Linked DNA regions of Homo sapiens: region 1 is linked to region 2. Evidence: chromatin loops called from intact Hi-C (ENCODE). Cell type or tissue: PC-9. All regions are shown on one strand. Each heading gives the region's core, and the rest is flanking DNA. Links, peaks and the distances in the headings are about the cores only. Region 1 holds the start of LOC107985029 (a long non-coding RNA gene). Region 2 has its middle 21 kb from the start of MYL4.

The links. A loop is a pair of places that touch in the nucleus more often than their neighbours do. Peaks named below come from ENCODE experiments on the same cell type or tissue, not always from the same donor. Only the 100,000 strongest peaks of a DNase experiment are listed, where the experiment ranks them.
Region 1: a loop joins it to region 2, with 9 times the contacts of the local background. A loop is called at or near these places in 10 of 110 quality-filtered maps.

What each region holds. Positions count from the first base shown.
Region 1 is chr17:47,274,960-47,283,533 of GRCh38, forward strand. It overlaps ITGB3 (integrin subunit beta 3), which reads left to right. Exons shown (of 15, transcript NM_000212.3): 3 at 8,395-8,574. It overlaps LOC107985029 (a long non-coding RNA gene), which reads right to left and starts at 5,303. Exons shown (of 2, transcript XR_001753127.2): 1 at 5,010-5,303; 2 at 4,566-4,897. RefSeq lists a silencer at 344-638 and enhancers at 934-1,481, 4,189-4,558, 5,524-5,818, 5,652-6,152. In PC-9, for the core only: a CTCF peak has its summit at 672; a DNase peak (open chromatin) is centred at 4,422; H3K27ac peaks cover 5,055 bases.
Region 2 is chr17:47,223,826-47,236,106 of GRCh38, forward strand. It overlaps a transcript of MYL4 not described here. Among named protein-coding and RNA genes, the nearest start is that of MYL4, 21 kb to the left of the region's middle. RefSeq lists enhancers at 1,578-1,872, 5,980-6,029. In PC-9, for the core only: CTCF peaks have their summits at 6,081 and 6,286; DNase peaks (open chromatin) are centred at 1,746 and 6,236; H3K4me3 peaks cover 758 bases; H3K27ac peaks cover 3,658 bases.

The DNA of each region.
Region 1 (8,574 bases), core at 575-8,574, 50 kb after region 2:
TGGGGTGGAATATCCCAGGGAAGCAGGGCGTCAGGTCTCAAAAGGAGAGGCAGCAAGGGGTATAGGTACGGATGGGGTTGGGAGGGGTTGCTGGCTTACTTCTTTTTCCTAGAGGTTAAAAAAGGCAAATAGAAGAGAAATCTTGTGCTTGTGTGTGGTGATGTTTAGTCAGAAAATCTTTTCTCTTCCCTTCTCTTTGATGATTGGGCCCCGCGGCTTTACATTTTTCTTTCTCTTCTTCTTTCCTTCCTTCCTTCTCACAGGTGTTGAAGAAAGGAGCTGGGCCCACTTGGTGAGGATGGAAGGGGGACAGGAAAGGGTTAGTTGTGTCTAGGCAGAGGGTTTGTTGTGTCTGGGGCCCTAGGGAATGAGTGTGTCTGAGGGAATGGCTATGTTTGTGGCTGGGATGGAAATTTGGAGCTGGCAAGAGCTGATGGGGTGGGGGTGGAAGATGAATGTGGTTGAAGAGATTCGGTGATTATAGAGTCTCAGGCTGAGTCACTGGCCTGGCCAGCAGGTGGTTACCTGAGTTCCTGGCCTGGCTGCGGCTCAGCTACCTGAGGCTTCCTCTGTCCCACAACAAGTCCCAGCCCTCTCCAGTTTTATGACCGCTCCAATCCAGCCCTCAGTCTCTCTGTCTGCTTCTTTTTCAGATCTGCTGAGTTTCCTAAAAAGGCAACCTCCCTGGCCGCCTGGGGGGAGGGGCGGGAGCTGGGAGGCTGTGTTTATCACCGGCCAGGAGGGCTGCCAGAGCAGCAGAGGCCAGCTCCGCACGTTGCTTTGGCCTCTTTGCCGTTCAGCACGGGAACTGCTTCCAGAGGCAGCTGCCCAACATCTGGGCCACATTAACTTCATTTAGCAAATGAAACATTCCCTGGGGCTAGGGAAGGGGTGTAAGGGGGGCATGGATGAGACCTTCTCCCCCACCCCCGCAGGTTCTCCTCCCCTCTGGGCTGAGCGGGCTGCTCAGTGTGATGTAGCCTCCTCCCTCCTTATTCACTATGTCCTCCTTCCTCCCATCGTGATATTACTAAAGCTTCTTTTACCAGGAAGTTGCAATTCTGCAACTGAATGCTGGAAGAAGAGAGAGCTGAATGGGGAGGGGGGCCTTGGGTAGCCGAAAGCCTTCAGGAGCAGAGGAAGGTCAGGACAGAAGCCCTAGTGTCACTCAAAGGGTGCTTCCCCCTTTTCCTCCTTCCCTCCTTTCCAACCCAAAGCAAGAGAAAATGCAGGTATCTCTGGCCCAGAGAATCTGGGGAAAAAGAAAACCTTCTTGGAGGGTCTGTCCTGCTCCCTATCCCCCATTTTTCATCCCTCTTGATCTGTATAGGGACTAGCCATGCAGCTGAGGTGGGCTGGGGCCTGACCAGACAAAGCCCTTAGGTCACATAACCAGATTTCAAAGATGCAAATGTAGAATATTTATGGGTGACTGTTGTGCTCCTTGTCCCCTGGGGCAGGCCTGGGGAGGGCAGAGGGAAAGGTGCAGGGTAGATCAGAGCATGACATAGGACCAGCCTAGGAATTAGGGGTGCAGTCAGTGAGGAAATGGGCGCAGCTAGGACCAAAGAAAACAAATGGAAGGAGGTAGAAAGTCCAGTAAGATATTCCCTGGGAGAATGGCATATAAACATGAAAGGAGGCGGGGCCAAGGTTAGTGAAGGACTACAACTATCCCTCAGCAAGAGGGAGGAGGGAGAGAAGGAAGGGTGGAGGACCCCAGTATGGGACAGAATGTGGTGACCGGGGAGGGATGGGAGGTGGGAATCCTGGACTGTAACCTGAACATAAATGCTATTTTGTTCTTGAGAGGAGCAGGGCTTCCCCTGGATAGGCCAAGTTTAACTGCTGAAAATGCCTTGGACATTGACTTCAAAAAACCAAAGGTGAACTGGCTGGTCCATTTTTTAGGTAATTTTTTGAATAATCAAACCTTGGAGAGCCCTCTGTTCTTCTTCCTCCCCTGAGTTGGCTGTTCCAGGCAAGCTGGCAGTGCCTGGAAAAACAACTGGTTGGGCTCGGCTTTCCCCTTGGTCCTAGAGGACCGGAGCTCTTGGGTGTGTATAGTGAGAGCTTGGCTGGGTAAGAGGAAAACAGCCAACGTGGATGAGCACGGAGTTTTGGGCCCATCTGCATAGGGTGTGTTCTTGGAGGGTTGGATACCGACGCGGGTTGGGTTGCTGTGCTCTCTCTGGTCCATAAATCTAGCAAAGAGGCGGGCTTTATACAGAGACTCAACGCGTAGTCTTAGTCTCAACAGTGACATGCTGGAGTCTAGAACCTCCCAAACTCATTTGGTGTTGAGAATTGCCTGAGGTGCTTGTTAAAAATAAAGCTTCCCGGGATGGATCCTGGGTCTGTTACATCAGAATGGATATTTATGATAGCAAGTTTGGCAAACATTGCTAATTGAAGGGCCACTGGGGTTGGGTCAAGGTGGATGGAGGTGGAGTTAAGGTTGCCAGATAAATACAGAACATCCAGCCTGGTGCCTGTAGTCCCAGCTACTCAGGAGGCTGGAGTGGGAGAATCCTCTGAGCCCAGGAGTTTGAGGCAATAGTGCACCATGATCATGTCTGCTAATAGCCACTGCACTCCAGCCTGGGTAACACAGGGAGATCCTGTCTCTAAAAAATAAATCTAGATTACAGAACATCCACTTAAATTTGAATTAAAAAATAATTTTTAGTATAAGTTTGTCCCAAATATTTGCTAAATTTGGCAACCCTACAGTGGAGGGAAATACTAGGAATTCTTATATAAGCCTGAGTACACCCTGGAAGGTGGGCCAGCTTCCCACTTAGCCTGACAACCAAGGGTGACAGAGGAAGAAGGAGTTTGAGTCTAGCAAAGTAGAGGAAGACTCTAATAGGATTTCCTTCTCATTTTCTTCTCTGCAACTGCAGGAGCAAGATATAGGCCATGATTTACATTTCTTTATAATCACAAACATAATTTTATTCTGACTTGTCTTCTTTCTATTTATTTTTAATCTGGAGGACAAATGTTCATCTTGAGAGTTTTGCTCCAATTTATTATTGTAAAAGGAAGTATAATATTAAGAGTGCTCCTCTTCTTGTAAACAATGAAATGTGAATACCAACAACTATAAACAAAAATGCTTCATGTTCCTCCCCTCCTCCTTTCTGCCCTCTTCATTCTTTTCTCTTTGCATGTTCAAGTGATTTCTTGTCCTCACCAGATGAGTTAATCAAGACAGCAATGGATGGGAGATGTTTTGGTGGTGCTCTGGGGTAAAAAAAGTACTGGGGCATATTGACTCTCGCTCTCCAAGAAGAGTATGAAATAATAGTAGTTATTGTGGTAACTGTAAAAAAGAGTCACCTGCCAGGTGTGGTGGCTCACTCCTGTAATCCCAGCAGGGCCAAAGTGGGCAGATCACTTGAGGTCAGGAGTTTGAAACCAGCCTGACCAACATGGCAAAACCCCGTCTCTACTAAAAATACAAAATTAGCTGGGCGTGGTGGCGCAGGCCTGTAACCCCAGCTACTAGGGAGGCTGAGGCAGGAGAATTGCTTGAATCCGGGAGGTGGAGGTTGCAGTGAGCCAAGATCGTGCCATTGCACTACTCTAGCCTGGGCAACAAGAGCGAAACTCCATCTAAAAAAAAAAAAAGAGTCACTTATATTTGCATTTATTTGCTTATACTGTGTCCTAAAGCAGGGGCTCCAATTCCTAGTCCATGGCCTGTTAGGAACTGGGCCGCACAGCAGGAGGTCAGCAGCAGGTGAGTGAGCATTACCGCCTGAGCTCCACCTTCTGTCAGATCCGTGGTGGCATTAGATTCTCACAGGAGCTCAAACCCTACTGTGAACTGGGCATGGGAGGGATCCAGGTTGTTCACTCCTTATGAGGATCAAACTAATGCCTGATGATCTGGGGTGGAACAGTTTCATTCTGAAACCATCCCCACCTCCCTGTCCATGGAAAAATTGTCTTCCCTGAAACCAGTCCCTGGTGCCTAAAAGGTTGGGAACCTCTGTCCTAATGGATTTCAGTATAGTTAACTTATGTTGAGATTTTTATATTTTGAAAGCATTTCACATTCACAGTCTTCTTTTACTTCCTGACCAACCCTGTGAAATAGGCAGGATAATGACAACTATTCATGTTGTACTTTCCCAATTTCCAAAATGGGATTAATGGAGAATGGTACCAAGAGCGTGTGTCACCCTCCCAGGAGAGGGAGGTAATTCAGCCAGCTCGCAGGGCGCTGGCTGGAACCTCCCACCTCTGTGCTCAGGCCCTTCCCCTGGGTCTTGGCTATTTTTGCCCTTTTTGTGTAACATCCGGTTTCCCTGGGAACTGAAACTTTAATATCCACCCCTCCCCCTTCTAGCTTTCTTCCTGCATAACCTGGAGACATTCTTTCTACCTTCTCAGCCTGGGTTACCAAGAAAGGGAATGTTGCCCAAGTATGTTGAGGTCACTGCCTTGGTGCTCTTCTGGAACAGAGGGCTCTCGTGGAGAGCTTGGCTGACGAGCAGGCCTGTTATATTCCTGACCTCTGATGTCAGCAACCACAAAGGGAGGGAGGGAGGCAGTTTTGTTTTTCAGTGTTTAATTTTTCTAAGGAAACTCATAACAAACCATTAGGACTGTCAGCACATCTTAGCGCTTCAAACCCTCTTCTCATTAGGACTGCCACATTAGAAAATAGGAGTCAGGAAACTCCCGTCTAATGCATTCTCTCCCTCTGCTGATGGAGCCTGAAGATGCATGAAGGCCTTGCTGCTCTCATCCAGTTTGCTGGGCTCCGGTCCCTGCTGTCTTCTTCAGCATCTGTCTTGGTCCTGGAAAGGATCCGCTCCTCACTGCATTCTGATTTATCCACTGCCTTTTTGGGAAGGTTTTCTCCCTGGGGCTTTGTGGGCAGCTAGAATCAGAGATAGGATTGGGGCTTTTTTGAGCAAGAGAAAGACTGCTTCCAGAGGAGGAAGGGGTAGGAGAGGTGGGCAGGGACAACAGGAGGAGTCTGGGCACAAAACCTGAAGTGCCCAAGTTCTCCCCAGGTCATTCCGTCCTCAGCCAGAGCTGGGTGCACGGGAGACTTTCATCTTCCTCAGAGTTGTGGAAGGTCTGTGATGTCCCTGTTGGAGTATTTGCCACCAGGAAGGTTAAGTCTTATTCATTGATTTCCATCGCCGAGGCTGGTTCCCTGCCTGCATACCTGTGAAGATGAGAGAGAAAGAGAGAAGCTGCTGGCTTCCAGAAACTCTACTTACTTCTTGCCTGGGCCAGGGTAGTCCTCATGCTGTTGATGTTGCTCGTGTCCCCATCCACGTGGGGAAGGCTTCAGCCCATGAAAGGGGGATCGGACTGGAGAGGGAGAGAGACTTTAAGCATTGGGAAGGGTTTTGGGTTACAGGGTTTTTTTGTTTTTGTTTTTGTTTTGAGGTGGGGTCTCACTCTGTCACCCAGACTGGGGTGCAGTGGTGTGATCTTGGCTCACTGCAACCTCCGCCTCCCTGGCTCAAGTGATCCTCCCACTTCAGCCTCCTGAGTAGCTGAGATTCCAGGTGTGCACTACCATGCCCAGATAATTTTTGTATTTTTAGTGGAGACGGGGTTTTGCCCTGTGGCCCAGGGTGGTCCGGAACTCCTGAGCTCAAGTTATCCACCCGTGTCGGCCTCCCACAGTGCTGGGATTACAGGCATGAGTCATCGCACCCGGCCGGTTACAGGGCTTTTGAGTATGAATGGCTCCTTGTGGCCCAGTCCCTCTTCTGGCATTATGGCTGCCAGGTTGCTTGAGGGGGCTGAGGAGGCAGATGTCATCCATCCTTCTCCATCCCTCGCACATGCCCACCTTGCATCCTGTTCCCTACCTGGGGCATTCTCTGTTGTGGCTCCTCCCTAGGACCATTCCTTCCACACTTTTCCTTTTCCGTGCCTTGACTCTCACTCTATACGGAATGTAGTAAAGCTTATTTTATGATGATAATTACAGTCAGACAATCTAGCTGGCCTCTCAGTTCTGCCACTTCCTAGCTCTGCAACTTTGAGCAAATTCCTTAATTTATCCAAGCCTCAGATTCCTTACCTGTAAGATTGGGTTCCTTATTTGTGAAGCCTCCAAACCTTAGGTTTCTCCCTTGTAAAATTATAATAGTTCCAGCATTATGGAACTGTCAGGCATATTGCAATAATCCATGTAAAGTGCTCACCACAGTGCCTGACATACAGTAAGTGTTCAATAAATGTCAACACTAGTTGTTCTGGGATATTGGTGTGGGTTATCCAGCAGACATTTGGAAGTGCTGGTTGGGGATGTGGGTAGGGGTGGGGTTGAGGAGAGCCCGAAGGCCTAGACATTGTGAAATAGGTCCCGGGAGGGGTTTTCCAGCTTCCTGGCTGGTCCCCTCAACTTGGTAAGGAGCCCTCATAGACATGCACCCACACAGTGTTGGCTAAATTGGCTGAATGTCAGAGCCGGAAGGGACTGAAAACACTGTGTCATCTAAAGGCCTTGTTGAACAGGTGAGGACACAAAATGACGTATCTGAGGTCACATGACTAGTCAGTGGCAGGCCTAGGATTGATCTTCTTTCCTGATTTTCAGTGTTCTTTCCAGGGTGGCGTGGTCCCCTTCAATACTCAGGTTTAAGCACCCAGAGCCCCAGGGGGCCGTGGGTTTTTGGAAGGGTACTCAATTTGTTCTTTGTTCAGGGTGAAGGAGGACACTGAAGTGATAGGATGGGCTCTGGTTAGGTGCCTGGCCCATGTTCCCAAGTTTGTGGAGTTTATTCATAATTAGCTTATCCAGGAAGTACTTGTCAAGCATCTCATAGTAATAGCTTACATTTGCTGAGGACTTCCTCTGTGCCAGGTGCTGTCCAATGCATTTTATGTGGATTGTCTTATTTAGCCTGTGTGACATCCCTGTGAGGGAGGTACCATAATTACTATTATTTTAAGTAACTTTTATTGTGGGAAAATATACATAACATAGAATTTACCATCTTAACCATTTTGTTTTGTTTTGTGAGATCAAGTCTTGCTCTGTCACCCAGGCTGGAGTGGAGTGGCACGATCTTGGCTTGCTGCAACCTCCACCTCCCAGGTTTAAGCGATTCTCCTGCCTCCGTCTCCCAAGTAGCTGGGACTACAGGTGCACGCCACCACACCTGGCTAATTTTTGTATTTTCAGTAGAGACGGGGTTTCACTAGGTTGGCCAGGCTGGTATCGAACTCCTGACCTCAGGTGATCTGCCCACCTCAGCCTCCCAAAGTGCTAGGATTACAGGCATAAGCAACTGTGCCTGGCCCATCTTAACCATTTTTAAGCATACAGTTCAGTGGCATGAAGTACATTCATAATGTCATGAAACCCCTCACCACCATCTATCTCCTTAACTCTTTTCATCTTGTAAAACTAAAACTCTGTACCCATCAAAACAGTAATTCTCTATTCCTCCCAGTCCCTGGAAACTACTATTCTACTTTTTGACTCTATGATTTTGATTGCTGTTAAGTACTGAAGGAGGGACTGTTATTATGTTCGTGTTACAGCTGAGGAAACTAGGCTTGGAGGAATTAGGTGACTTGCCTTAGTAAGCAGTTGTAAGTGCAATGCTGAGATTTACTCCTGTGCTCTTAGCCCTGACTCTCTCCTGCCTCCTTACACTGCCTTTCCCTATCACATTTGTGGTAAGTCCTAGGTCGGATGCTGGGAAATGAGAGGGGCCAAGACACACACAGTCCCTGACTACATGGATCTCACAGTCTAGCCCGTGTCAAATACAGTAGCTTCCAAACTGTTTTGACTCTGACCTACAGAAAGAAACACACTGTACTGGGTATAGTTATTTATTATATGTGTTATTCTCCACTCTCCTCCAACAATATAAGAATTTCACAAAACAACCCTTTGACTATTTGTACACTTTCATATTTTCTATTCTATTCTATTGTATTTTATTTAACAAAATGATGGTTGACACCTGCTAAATTGATTTTGGGACCCACAAATGTGTGGTATTCCACAGTTAAAAAATGCTGGTCTACCAGGCATCTTACTGTACAGGCTCTCCTTCTAGCTACAACTCCATGAATAGGCCTTCTTGATATCTCAATTTCTCTTTTCTTTTTCCTTTTTTTTTTTTTGGTAGAGACGGGGTCTAGCTATGTTGCCTAGGCTGGTCTTGAACTCTTGGCCTCAAGCAGTCCTCATGCCTTGGCCTCCCAAAGTATCAATTTCCCCTTTCTGTACAACGGTCCTAAGGGATTATCCCAGGAAAGACCACAACAATTTGTTTATGCTCCAATGTACGGGGTAAACTCTTAGCTATTGGGAAGTGGTAGGGCCTGCAGGAGGTAGAGAGTCGCCATAGCTCTGATTGCTGGACTTCTCTTTGGGCTCCTGTCTTACAGGCCCTGCCTCTGGGCTCACCTCGCTGTGACCTGAAGGAGAATCTGCTGAAGGATAACTGTGCCCCAGAATCCATCGAGTTCCCAGTGAGTGAGGCCCGAGTACTAGAGGACAGGCCCCTCAGCGACAAGGGCTCTGGAGACAGCTCCCAGGTCACTCAAGTCAGTCCCCAGAGGATTGCA
Region 2 (12,281 bases), core at 1,738-9,737:
GACAAGGACAAAAGCCTGTGGATCTAGAGATATTGGGGTCAGACCCAGGAGAGCAAGCTCTGGAAGGCCAGCAGCTTGAGGAGTTGTCACCTGGAGGAGTTTTATTCCCTTTGGGCTCACCCTCTACCTAATCACACCTCCAGATGGCAGGCAGAGAGGGGCCAGGCTGAGGCAGGGACTCCTCCTTTGGTCCTTGCTCTTGCTGCTTTTAAACAAAAATTGTTGTAAAATACACATAACATGAAATTTACCATCTTAACCATTTTTAAGCATACAAGTCAGTAGAGTGAGGTATATTCACATTGTTGTGTAACTGTATTAGTCTCTTTTCATGCTACTGATAAAGACATACCTGAAACTGGGAAGAAAAAGAGGTTTAATGGATTTACAGTTCCACATGGCTGGGGAGGCCTCACAATCATGGCGGAAGGCAAGGAGGAGCAAAGGCACATCTTACATGGATGGCGGCAGGCAAAGAGAGCTTGTGCAGGGAAATTCCCCTTTTAAAAACCATCAGATCTTGTGAGACTTATTCACTATCATGAGAACAGCATGGGAAAGTTACCTCCTACTGGGTCCCTCCCACAACACATGGGAATTCAAGATGAGATTTGAGTGGGGACACAGCCAAACCATATCAGTAATGAATCTCCAGAACCTTTTCATTTCCACCAGCAGAAACACTGTACTCAATAAATAACTCCCCATTCCCTCCTTCCCCCAGCCCCTGGCAATCAGCATTCTACTTTCCATTTCTATGAATTTGACCACCCTGGATAAGTGAAATCAGACAGTGTTTGTCTTTTGTGACCGGCTTATTTCACTTAGCACAATGTCCTCGTGTTCCTTTTTTAAGGCGGAATCATGTCCCATTGTATAGGTCAACCACGGTTTGGTTTGGTCCTCGCTTTTTTAGGTGCCTCTTCCTCTGAGTGCAAAGCTCCTGGTACCTGGTTCAGTCCTGCCTGTTCTGGACATCTCATTGACTCCAGACCCAGGATTCCAGCTCAGTGCCCTGGAAAGAGTCAGGGTCAGAGGTCAGGAACCTCAGGCTGAGAGAGGAGGAGAGTGGGGAGAGGCACGTGGAAAAGAGACGCCTGAAAACCAGCAATTGGGAAGAAGGAGCAAGATGATGTGAGGAAGTTAAACACACATGTATATGAGTAGAAATATTTATATGGGAGCACAGGGGTCCAGTCATCCCAGAAAGGGAGTCCTTACATCCCTGAGGACTCCCCAAGGTGAAATAAATCCTTCCCATGGCCTTTCTGTTGCCTAACTATCAATCATCCAGCCACAGAACTCTGTGAAACATCTAAGAATTCAGCCAAGGCTGCCTGCCTGTCATGGGAAGCTGAGAACCATGAGCCCAAGTTTGCTTTTCTTAGAATTTACAGTCTGGCTGGGGAGACAAGGCCAAGGTCTATATACATGCCCTTTGTTTCCCAGATTTTCTTTGAGGAAGGGTTTCAGCTTTGTGAGTGACTGGTTGAAACACAAAACCAGGGATCTTTATACGGTTGAGCAGGGGTTCATTGAATCCAGTGGTTCTCAAACTTTGGTTTAGACCCATAGCCTTTTGTTCGAACTAAATTTTATGGGGAAGTCAGTGCATGAAACTGAAGAGAACAGAGTTTCTCTGGCTGAGGAGGAGAGGGCTGGGTTCAGGCTTCTTGGAGCCTCTAACTAGGCTCCTTGGAGCAGAGCCAGTTCACCGATTAGTCAGACTTCCTAAGAGTCAAAATCAGGAAAACAGATCCTTAAATGGGAAGTGACTTAATCAAGGTCACAGCTAATGTTGACAAGGTCCCCTGAATTCTACATTGTTTCAATTTTCAACACACCATTTTCAACCTGCCTTTGAAATGTTTTCCAAGCTTGGCTCTTAGGACTCTTTTCCTTGTCCCTACCTCGCAGACTGCTCTTTTTGGCCTCACTTTCTGCTCCTTTTCTTTAAATCACACCCCCAGTTTGAAATGCCAACATTCTCCTTAGCACTGGGGCCTCGTCAGGTTTTCCTCCTTCCCTTCTTTTTTTTTTTTTTTTTTTTGGTTTTTTAACATTTATTTTAGGTTCAGGGGCACATGTGCAGGTTTGTTACATAGGTAAATTGCATGTCTCAGGGGTTTGGTGTACAGATTATTTCACCACCCAGGTAATATACATAGTACCTGATAGGTAGTTTTTTGATCCTCACCCTCCTCCCTCTCTTCTTTCTTTCTTCAGCAAGTATTTATTGCTCACTGTATTCACTTGTGAGGAACTGGAGTTAAGGTTCCCAGTGATTTGAAAACTGAAAGTGTTTTCCTTGCCCAAAGTAGCTTACTGTCCACTTAAGCAAGCACATAAGTATCCAGGGATAAATAGAGAATGATCCCCAAATAGCATAGGGATAACTCCATCTATGTAACATACAGTGTAAGTTTTAAGGAACCAATACAAGGAGGAACCAGAAAGAAGTGAGGCATTACAAATATTTTCTCTGGGAGAAGGGCTTTCAGTGAGACCTTAAAGGAAAAGGTGCCCCAAGGTTGGTGCTTAGCCCCAGGGAGAAGAAGAGCATGAACAGAGGTCATAGCTCACTTACTAATTCAACAGATGCCCATTGGGTACCTGCTGTGCACATGGCACTGGCATGAGCCTTGGGGATATACTGAACCACACAGACATGGCCCCTGTCCTCAAGGAGCTTTCAGTCTAGTGGGAAGACAGACATTAGTTATAATCATGTGACAACATCAGCCAACATTTATTGAACACAGTATTAATTAAGATTATATTTGGCTGTGCGTATGGACACCAAAACACAGTGGCTTAAGAGACATGGAAGTGCGTTTCTTCCTCCCATTACAATCCAGAGATTGGCAGTCCCTGGCTGGCACAGCCGGCATGCTCCACAGTCCTCAGGGACCCAAGTTCTTTTATCGTATGGTGTCTCAGTGTGTGACCTCTACACATGGTCTAAGATGCTGCTCCGGCTCAGCCATCACTTCCACTGAGAGAATAGTTCAGGAAGCATTTTATTTTCTTTTCTCTCTCTTTTTTTTGAAATGGAGTCTCACTCTGTGATCCAGGCTGGAGTGCAGTGGCACGATCTCAGCTCACTGCAACCTCCACCTCCCAGGTTCAAGCGATTCTCCTGCCTCAGCCTCCCGAGTAGCTGAGATTACAGGTGCGCGCCACCACACCCAGCTAATTTTTTGTATTTTTAGTAGAGATGGGGTTTCACCATGTTGGCCAGGCTGGTCTCAAACTCCTGACCTCAGGTGATCCACCTGCCTTGGCCTCCCAAAGTGCTGGGATTACAGGTGTGAGCCACCGCGCCCAGCCGGGAAGCATTTTCTACTTCACAAACCTCCTTGGGAACCAGTGCAACTTATTTGCTGCCTCCATGGTGTTGGGCTTGTTTATCTGAAGACAGAAGAGACTCTTGTCCTCCTAGTCATCCCTTCCCCAACCCTGTACTTTGCCCGGCCCATAACTAAGGTTTGGCACTTGCCCCTCCTGGGAAGAGGTATGCATAAAAAGTGACTAAATAAAGTTCACGATTTTCTTCAACTAGACTGACTTCCACTATTTCGAACCCAGATCCAGACCATGTACAGTTGACCCTTGAACAACATAGGCTTGAACTGTGTGGATCCATTTATATACAGACACTTTTCAATAAAATTTACACTGAATGTGCCTGTCCCTCCTGCCTCTCCTTTCACCTCCACCTCCTCTTCCACCTCTGCCACCCTAGGACCGCAAGACCAACCCTTCCTCCTCCTCAGCCTACTCAACCTGAAGACAAGGAAGATGAAGGCCTTGAAGATTATCCACTTCCACTTACTAGTAAATATATTTTCTTTTCCTTATGATTTTCTTAATTTTTTTCTCCAACTTACTTTATTATAAGAATACAGTCTATAATATATAGATACAAAATATGTTAAATTTTTATGCTTTTCGTAAGGCTTCCAGTCAACAGTAGGCCATTAGTAGTTAAGTTTTTGGGGAATCAAAAGTTATATGCACATTTTGATTGCACGTGGGTTGGTGCCTCCAACCTCTACGTTGTTCATGGGTCAACCATAATTTATGGAAATAGGACTGAGCCCACTGGGGGCCCTTCCACCACCCTGAGGGGTTCCTGACTGAGGGCCTGAGAAGGTGGCATCTCAGGCAGGATGAGTGTGAGTAAGTGGGCCAGAAGGAGGAGGGGAAAGGTGTCCCAGCTCGGGGGAAGATTTAAGGGGGGCTCTGGCCTGGAGCCAGCAATGGCACCATCCTGAAGGGATGATGACACATGAGGGGACACAGGGAAGCTGCTTCTGTGGAAAGAGAGTATGACTGTGTGTTCCCCAAAGGCCAGGCTTTCTGCTCCCTGTGGACAGATGCTGGGGAGAAAGTTGCCCAGAAAGTTATCAGAGGATGGGTATCTTCATGGAAACTTCCCACTGTCAGAGGAACGAACAGCCAGTGACCTTCAGGAGGGAGGTGGGAAAGGAGCAGAGGGGGAGAGGGTATTCAGGGGCCTTCTGTAAGTCTCCTCCCTGTCCACTGCCACAGGCCCCTGACAGAGGCCAGAGCCTCTACTACCCCGCGGAGAGAAAATGAGCAAAGCGGTCACTAGAGCTAAGATGATGATCATATGAGGTCCCCTGATGTCAAAGGTGAATTTCAGAGAGATGATAATAAAGAGCATCATCAACTTACTGAGCACCTACTATGTGCTGGCACTGTGCTAAGCACTTCTATCATTCTGTCATAGCAGTTTAGGAGTTTATGTATTTATTAATTAAAAACATTTATTAATTTAATTATTAATTTAAAAATACATAGGAAGAATAATAACAACAAACTCGACTCATAATTTTTCTAGTTTCCCCTCTCCAGTTAAAGATGGTAGCATGGGCTGGGCACAGTGGCTCATGCCTGTAATCCCAGCACTTTGGGAGGCTGATGTGGACAGATCACCTGAGGTCAGGAGTTCAAGACCAGCTTGGCCAACATGGTGAAACGCTGTTTCTACTAAAAATACAAAAATTAGCTGGGCGTGGTGTTGGATGCCTGTAATCCCAGCTACTCGGGAGGCTGAGGCAGGAGAATCACTTGAACCCGGGAGGTGGAGGTTGCAGTGAGCCAAGATCGCACCACTGTACTCCAGCCTGGACAACAGAGTGAGACTCCATCTTAAAAAAAAAAAAAAAAAGAAGTCCGGGCGCGGTGGCTTACACTTGTAATTCCAGCATTTTGGGAGGCCGAGGCAGGCGGATCACAAGGTCAGGAGTTCGAGACCAGCCTGGCAAACATGGTGAGATTAGCCAGGCGCGGTGGCAGATGCCTGTAATCCCAGCTACCTGGGAGGCTGAGGCAGGAGAATTGCTTAAACCTGGGAGGCGGAGGTTGCAGTGAGCTGAGATCGCGCCACTGCACTCCAGCCTGTGTGACAGAGCAAGACTCCGTCTAGGGGGTGGGGCTGGTCGTGGGGGGTGGGGGGTGGTGAGAAAAAGACAAAAGAAAAAAGATGGTAGCATGGCATATTTATATTCCTGAAACACTGTTTTAATCAAATTTCTTCCCTAATTAGGACTTAAAAGAGCTCCTATCCCCTACTGGGTCATTTCCAAACCTTTCTATTTAACTTCTAAGGCCTTCCTTTATTTGCCCCAAATCTGCTAGAGGCATCACTGGCTGAAGCCAGCTGATCTTTCTTTCTGTTAGCTCCCCAGTGCTGCTTCCCTCTCCCCTTCTCTCCTCACCCCAGGACCTCTTGATTCATCTTGTTTCTCTCTCCTGATACGTGCCCCATTCTGTTCATCCACCTTATTCCCACCCTTCAATACGCAAGTCAGGCTCACCTCTTCCCTAGAGATTTTCCCATCTGTATTAATTAGTGATGGTCACAATTTAGTCTCCCTAACACAGTCGCCAGACTGGAACTGTAGAGCTACAGGAGACCCTGCAGACTTCTAGTAGACTGTAATCACCTGAGGGCCACGGTTAGCAGAGTGTCATCACGCGTTTGGCATCCTAAACAAACTCCGTTGACCAGGGCTTTTAGGGAAAACGGTGTTGGAGATGGCTGGTGGCGCAATACCTACCTTCCACCACTAGATGACAAACTTGCAACAGCGTGCTTCCAACAGGACGCCCACGTTTGACACGTTCCTGAGACGCTGGAGAAAACCGATTGCCAGCCCGGGCTGAAAGGAAACTTGAGAAATCACTTAGTCCGTCTCTTTGCCTTCAGACAAATGGAGTTTTTGTTTACTTTTAAAGACTCACAGCAATTCGTTCGCTTGCTTCAGTACCCCCACAAAGGTTTTGCAATGAGGGGTCATAGAGAGGACACTTGTGGACATGTGGGGACCTGGTCAAGTCACATCCCCACTCAACCTCAGTCCACAGGTTGCAAAATGAGGGAATCGATTAGATCATGGTTCATGTCCCTTCCAGCTCTCTGATACTAATCATTTAGCATTCAGCAACTCCCTCTCACTACAGTCAGCCTTAGTCCATTTGTTTCGTTTTGATCCTTATTGTATATGTGTGTTTAGAACCTCCAGCGGTGGGAAGCATTCATTCAAAATAAATTATTGAGTGCACAGCAGTAGGTACTTCAGGATATAAAAACAAAGTCATCTGTGGTCTCTCCCTCTATGAGTTTATACTCTACTTGAGGGAAAAAATATATAAGTGGAGCTGAACTATATTAAAAGACAAAATAATCGAAATGACACTAGGCAGTATATGTCTAAGGAGCAAGGGAGAGGTGTGGGACCAGGACACTAGGAGCTCAGAGGAGGAGGGGTGGTCAGGGAGGGCTTTAAGGAGGAGAGGTGGCAAGCTCTGATGGAATATCAATAGACAAGAACTCAGGGAGCGGGGCTCCAGTAAGGAGGCACAGGGTGCCTTCATCTTTGCCGACATAACCACAGTTCCTGCCTTTTAGAATTTGGGCAAAAAGAAGTAAAGAAGAATAAAAGAAGAGTGAGAAAAAGAACTGGAGAATGGGATGTGAGGCAAGGAAAAGGGAAAAAAGACAAGGTGGAGCGGGGAGCACCCATTCACTGTGGAGGGACATGTACCCGTTCAGAGGTAGAGAAGCAAAGTGAAACAATCTAAAGATAGGTCAGGGGCGGTGGCTCATGCCTAATCCCAGCACTTTTGGAGGCTGAACAGGGCTGATCCCTTGAGCCCAGGAGGTCAAGACCAGCCTGGGCAATGTGGCGAAACCCCGTCTCTACAAAAAATAGAAAAATTAGTCAGGCATGTCTGTAGTCCCAACTACACGGGAGACTGAGGCGGGAAGATCACCTGTTCCCCCCTGGGAAGGTTGAGGCTGCAGTGAGCCGTGATTGCGCCACACTGTGCTCCAGCCTGGGCAATGAAGTGAAACCCTGTCTACAAAAAAAAAAAAAAAATTCTGAAGGTGAGCTGAGAGCCGCTGATGGACATAAAGTAGTGGCATAGAGCTGTGAGAACAAAGCCAAGAAGGCATAAGTCTAAAATGAAATGAAAATGTTTATATGTTAAAACCAACAAATATATGCTTTTACTTACGTTCAGAGCAAGAAGAGCAGGAAGGGCACTGCCCTTTGTGCCAGCAGTGTGACATTAGTAGAACTCAACTTCTATTTTGACCTCAGTTCCATCTTTTCTGTCAAGGAGATTAATCTTCTGACTCTAAAACATGAAAATACGTAGCTTAGAGGGAACTGAGACCCAAGATAAAACAGGTTTCAGAGCAAATGGCCACATAATACGGATTCAAGAGTATTTGCCTAGAACAATCACCTGCTGGAAAGTACTTGGCTGAGAAATGGGGAAACAGCAACTTCTATAATGGGGAATTGTCCTACATTTTTTCTGGGTCACTTTGGGGGCAAATCCAGGATCAGTGGATGAAAACCTCAGAGATGTATATGTCAGATCCCTGCTAGGAAAAATTTAATGTCGATTAGAGGTTTTCTCAAATGGAATGGTCTACCTTGCGAAGTATTGAGTCCCATGTCGTGGTAGGTATTCAAGTGAACACTAGCAAATATTTCATGGGGCTTTTATGGAAGAGTTTGAACTAAAGATCTCTTCCAACCCTGAAACCTATGATTCTGTGGTTGTACAAGATTAGGGGAGAAAAGAATGAGTGCTTTCCCAGCTCACCTTCAGATTTTTTTTTTTTTTTTGAGACAGGGTTTCACTTCATTGCCCAGGCTGGAGCAGAGTGTGGCACAATCAAGGCTCACTGTAGCCTCAGCCTTGCTGGGGGGGAACAGGTGATCTTCCCACCTCAGTCTCCCACGTAGCTGGGACTACAGGCATACCTGGCTAATTTTTCTATTTTTTGTAGAGATGGGGTTTTGCCACATTGCCTAGGCTGGTCTCGACCTCCTCGGCTCAAGGGATTGGCCCTGCTCAGCCTCCAAAAGTGCTGAGATTACAGGCATGAGCCACCACACCTGACCTATATTCAGATTGTTTCACTTTGCTTCTCTACCTCTGAATGGGTACACATCACTCCAGAGTGAATGGGTGCTCCCCGCTCCATCGTGTCTTTCTTCCCTTTTCCTTGCCTCTATCCCATTCTCCAGTTCTCTTTCTCACTCTTCTTTTATTCTTCTTTACTTTTTACCCAAATCCTAAAAGGTAGAATCTGTGGTTATGTTGGCAAAGAGGGAGGCCCCTGTGCCTCCTGACTGGAACCCTGCTCCCAGGCTGGAGTACAGTGGCATGACCATAGTTCACTGCACCCTCGAACTCCTGGGCTCAAGCCATCTTCCTGCCTCAGCCTCCTGAGTAGCAAGGACTATAGGCATATGCCACCATGCTTTGCTAGTTAAACATTTTTTTTTTAGAGATAGGGTCTTGCTATGTTGCCCAGGCTGGGCTTGAACTCCTGGCCCCAGGTGATTCTCCTGCCTCAGCCTCCTAAAGTGCTGGGATTATAGGCATGAGCCACCATGCCCGGCCTAGAATTTCAATTTTGAGTACCATTCATTCTTTTTACAATAGAAACTGAGGTTCTTAACCATAGAAAACCATTGTAGGCATATTTCTGCTGTTTTTCCAAGGGGAGGATTTGTCCTTTTTGTTATATTTTCAAAGGGGTCAGAGGCCTAAAAAAAAAAAAAAAAAAAGGTTAAGAACTGCTGTTTCAGGGCCTTTGTGGGATACTGTTTATCTTTTTCCTGAATGTTTTGACATTGCATCTGGTGTAGCCAGTCTTCCTCTCAGGCTACCATGAACTCCAAGATAGCTCATCTCTTTCTCCCAGGACTCTCTTCACTTCCAGCTCTGCCCCCCGCCATTCTTTGGGTCACTCTTGGGTTTAAAGAGACAGTTCCACTTATAACTTTTACTCCTTTGTGGGGCCACTTAGATCTGCATAAACACCAAGCTCCTCTCAATCTTGTTCCAAACCCTGCTGGATCTGCAAGGGGCACATATCCCCTAGTAGGAACTGAGGGCGCACAGGCTTGCACACCACTGAGGCCACCTCTTTTCCTCTCTTCCTTTGTCAGGTTCTGATGGCCTCCACTGGGTGTCCTCCCTCAGATGGTCAGGTTCCCAGTAGATCTGAATCTTCCTGATGATCAGCACTTACTCACATGCCTCCATTCCTATCAGTTTAATTCCTTCCTTTCTTCCTTTCTTTATTTTATTTTATTTTTGAGATAGAGTCTTGCTCTGCTGCCCAGGCTGGAGTGCAGTGGTGTGATCTCAGCTCACTGCAAACTCTGCCTCTCGGGTTCAAGTGATTCTAGTGCCTCAGCCTCCTGAGTAGCTGGGATTACAGGTGCCTGCCACCACACCCAGCTAATTTTTGTGTTTTTAGTAGAGATGGGGTTTCACCATATTGGCCAGGCTGCTCTCAAACTCTTGACCTCAGATAATCCACCCGCCTCGGCCTCCCAAAGTGCTGGGATTACAGGTGTGAGCCACTGCACTCGGCCTAATTTTTCTGTAGAATTAAGTTCATTGTCAATGGAAGTGATTCTCCTCTCACAAATTTTTGGTCATACTCAAGAGAGTATGAGCAGTTCCTAAAAATCTCAATCATTTTGCATTTACATAAATCTTATATGATATTAGTTATTAGGGACAGAAGTGTCACTTTGTAACTGACAGATGTGATCGATGTAGGCACAGGGAATTGGGGGCATCCATGTCTCAGTTTTCTTTGTGATGTGTGAGACTTTGGTCTTGGTGGCCAAGAATTTGAAACTGCACATCTGCCTGAGCTGGTCTCAACTTCCTGGCCCTGGAGCTTCAAAGGAGATTCAATAATGGCCCCCTTGGCCCTACCTTCTCCCTTTCCATTTCCACCTACACTCTTCAGTAATCAGCTCAGTCTATCTGTGCTCTGTAGTCTAATGAAAAAAGCTAGAAGTTGGCTGGGTGTAGTGGCTCACGCCTGTAATCCTAGCACTTTTGGAAGCCCAGGTGGTGGATCACTTGAGGTCAGGAGTTCGAGACCAGCCTGGCTAACATGGTGAAACCCCATCTCTACTAAAAACACAAAAATTAACTGGGCATGGTGGCGCATGTCTGTAATCCCAGCTACCTGGGAGGCTGAGGCAGGAGAATCGCTTAGACCTGGGAGGTGGAGGTTGCAGTAAGCCGAGATCATGCCACTGCACTACAGCCTGGGCAATAGAGTGAGACTGTGTCTCAAAACAAACAAACAAACAAACAAACAAACAAAAGCTAGAAGTCAAAGATCCAGCATTAAAAGCTTGGTTACCAGTTGGAACGTGGAGAGAACTCTGTATAGTTAGTTTCATAATCATGTCCTTAATGCATTGTATTGCTGGTTTTGTTTTGAATTGGAACTTACTTTTTTTTTTTTTGAGACAGAGTCTTGCTGTGCATAGTTCATTTCAACCTCAAACTCCTGGGCTCAAGTCATCCTTCTGCTTCAGCTTCCCAAGGAGCTGGGACTACAGGTGGGTGCCACCATGCCTGGCTATTTTATTTTATTGTTTTACTTTTTGTAGAGATGGGGTCTTACTATGTTGCCCAGGCTGGTCTCAAACTCCTGGCCTCAAGCAATCCTCTTTCCTCAGCCTCCCAAGGTGCTTGGATTACAGGAGTGAGCCACCATGCCTGGCTAATTTCCTAATCTATAAACTGGGGATAATAGTCATACTGACCCAATTTGGTTATTAAGAAGATCAAATAATTTAAAATGTGTAAAGCACTTAAAACAGTGTCTGCAATATAGTAAGGACTCAATACACATTAGCTCTGTAGGGGAGGAGGGTATCTTAAGCAATGGGAATAACCTTAGCAAAAGAAGGAAAATGAAAGAACCATTATTCTTTTAGAAAACTCAAAAATAATAGAAATGGCTGGGTGTGGTGGCTCACATCTGATATCCCAGCACTTTGGGAGATCAGGGTGGGAGGATCACATGAGCCCAGGACTTCAAGACCAGCCTGGGCAACACAGTGAGACCCTATCTCTACAAAAAGTGAAGAAAAAAAAAAAGCCAATGTGGTGGTGTGTGTCTCTGGTCCCTGCTACTCCAATGGCTGAGGTGGGGGGATCACTTGAGCCTGGAAGGTCAGTGGTGCAGTGAGACTTGATTGTGCCTCTGCACTCCAGCCTGGGCAACAGAGTGAGATCCTGCACCCGACCAAAAAAAAAAAAGAAAGAAAGAAAGAAGAATAAAAAATGCCTAGAAGACAAATGGAGAGAGAAATACTGCTCATAATAGTAAGAGCACCTCCCTCTTCTGCATACTTCCCCTGTGCTTATGCTGTTTCAAGTGCTTTGTGTACATTATTCATTTACCCTTCCCAGAGATTCCTCATGAGGTAGGTGTGGTTATCCCCATTCTACAGATGAGAAAACTGAGGCTTCTGGAGGTTAAGTAACTCTCACCAGGGCACTCAGTGAGTGGGTGGAAGCTTCAGGAATCAGGCCCACATCAGCTCGCTGCCTGTGTTCTTAGCGCCATGCCTTATTGCCCTTTGCTTTCCTTGGCCCCACCCCAATTTTCTCTACCCAATGCCGTGAAGTAGGAAACAAAAACTACCTGGTTGTCCCTCACCACCAGTCAAACTTTTCACCTTGTCAAGTCACTTTCTCCTCCTGGGCTTCAGTTTCCTTTTGCAGTATAGGAGACAAAGGTGCTCTGGGATCCCTTCCAGCTCTTTTTCTCCCCTCTTCTCCAGCTTTGGTTACTCAGCCATCATGTACCATTTTGGCCACCAAATAACATGACACTAGGAATACTCAAAGAAGTGTAGAGCAAAGCATTCAGGCCTTGGTACAAACCTGCTAGCAGG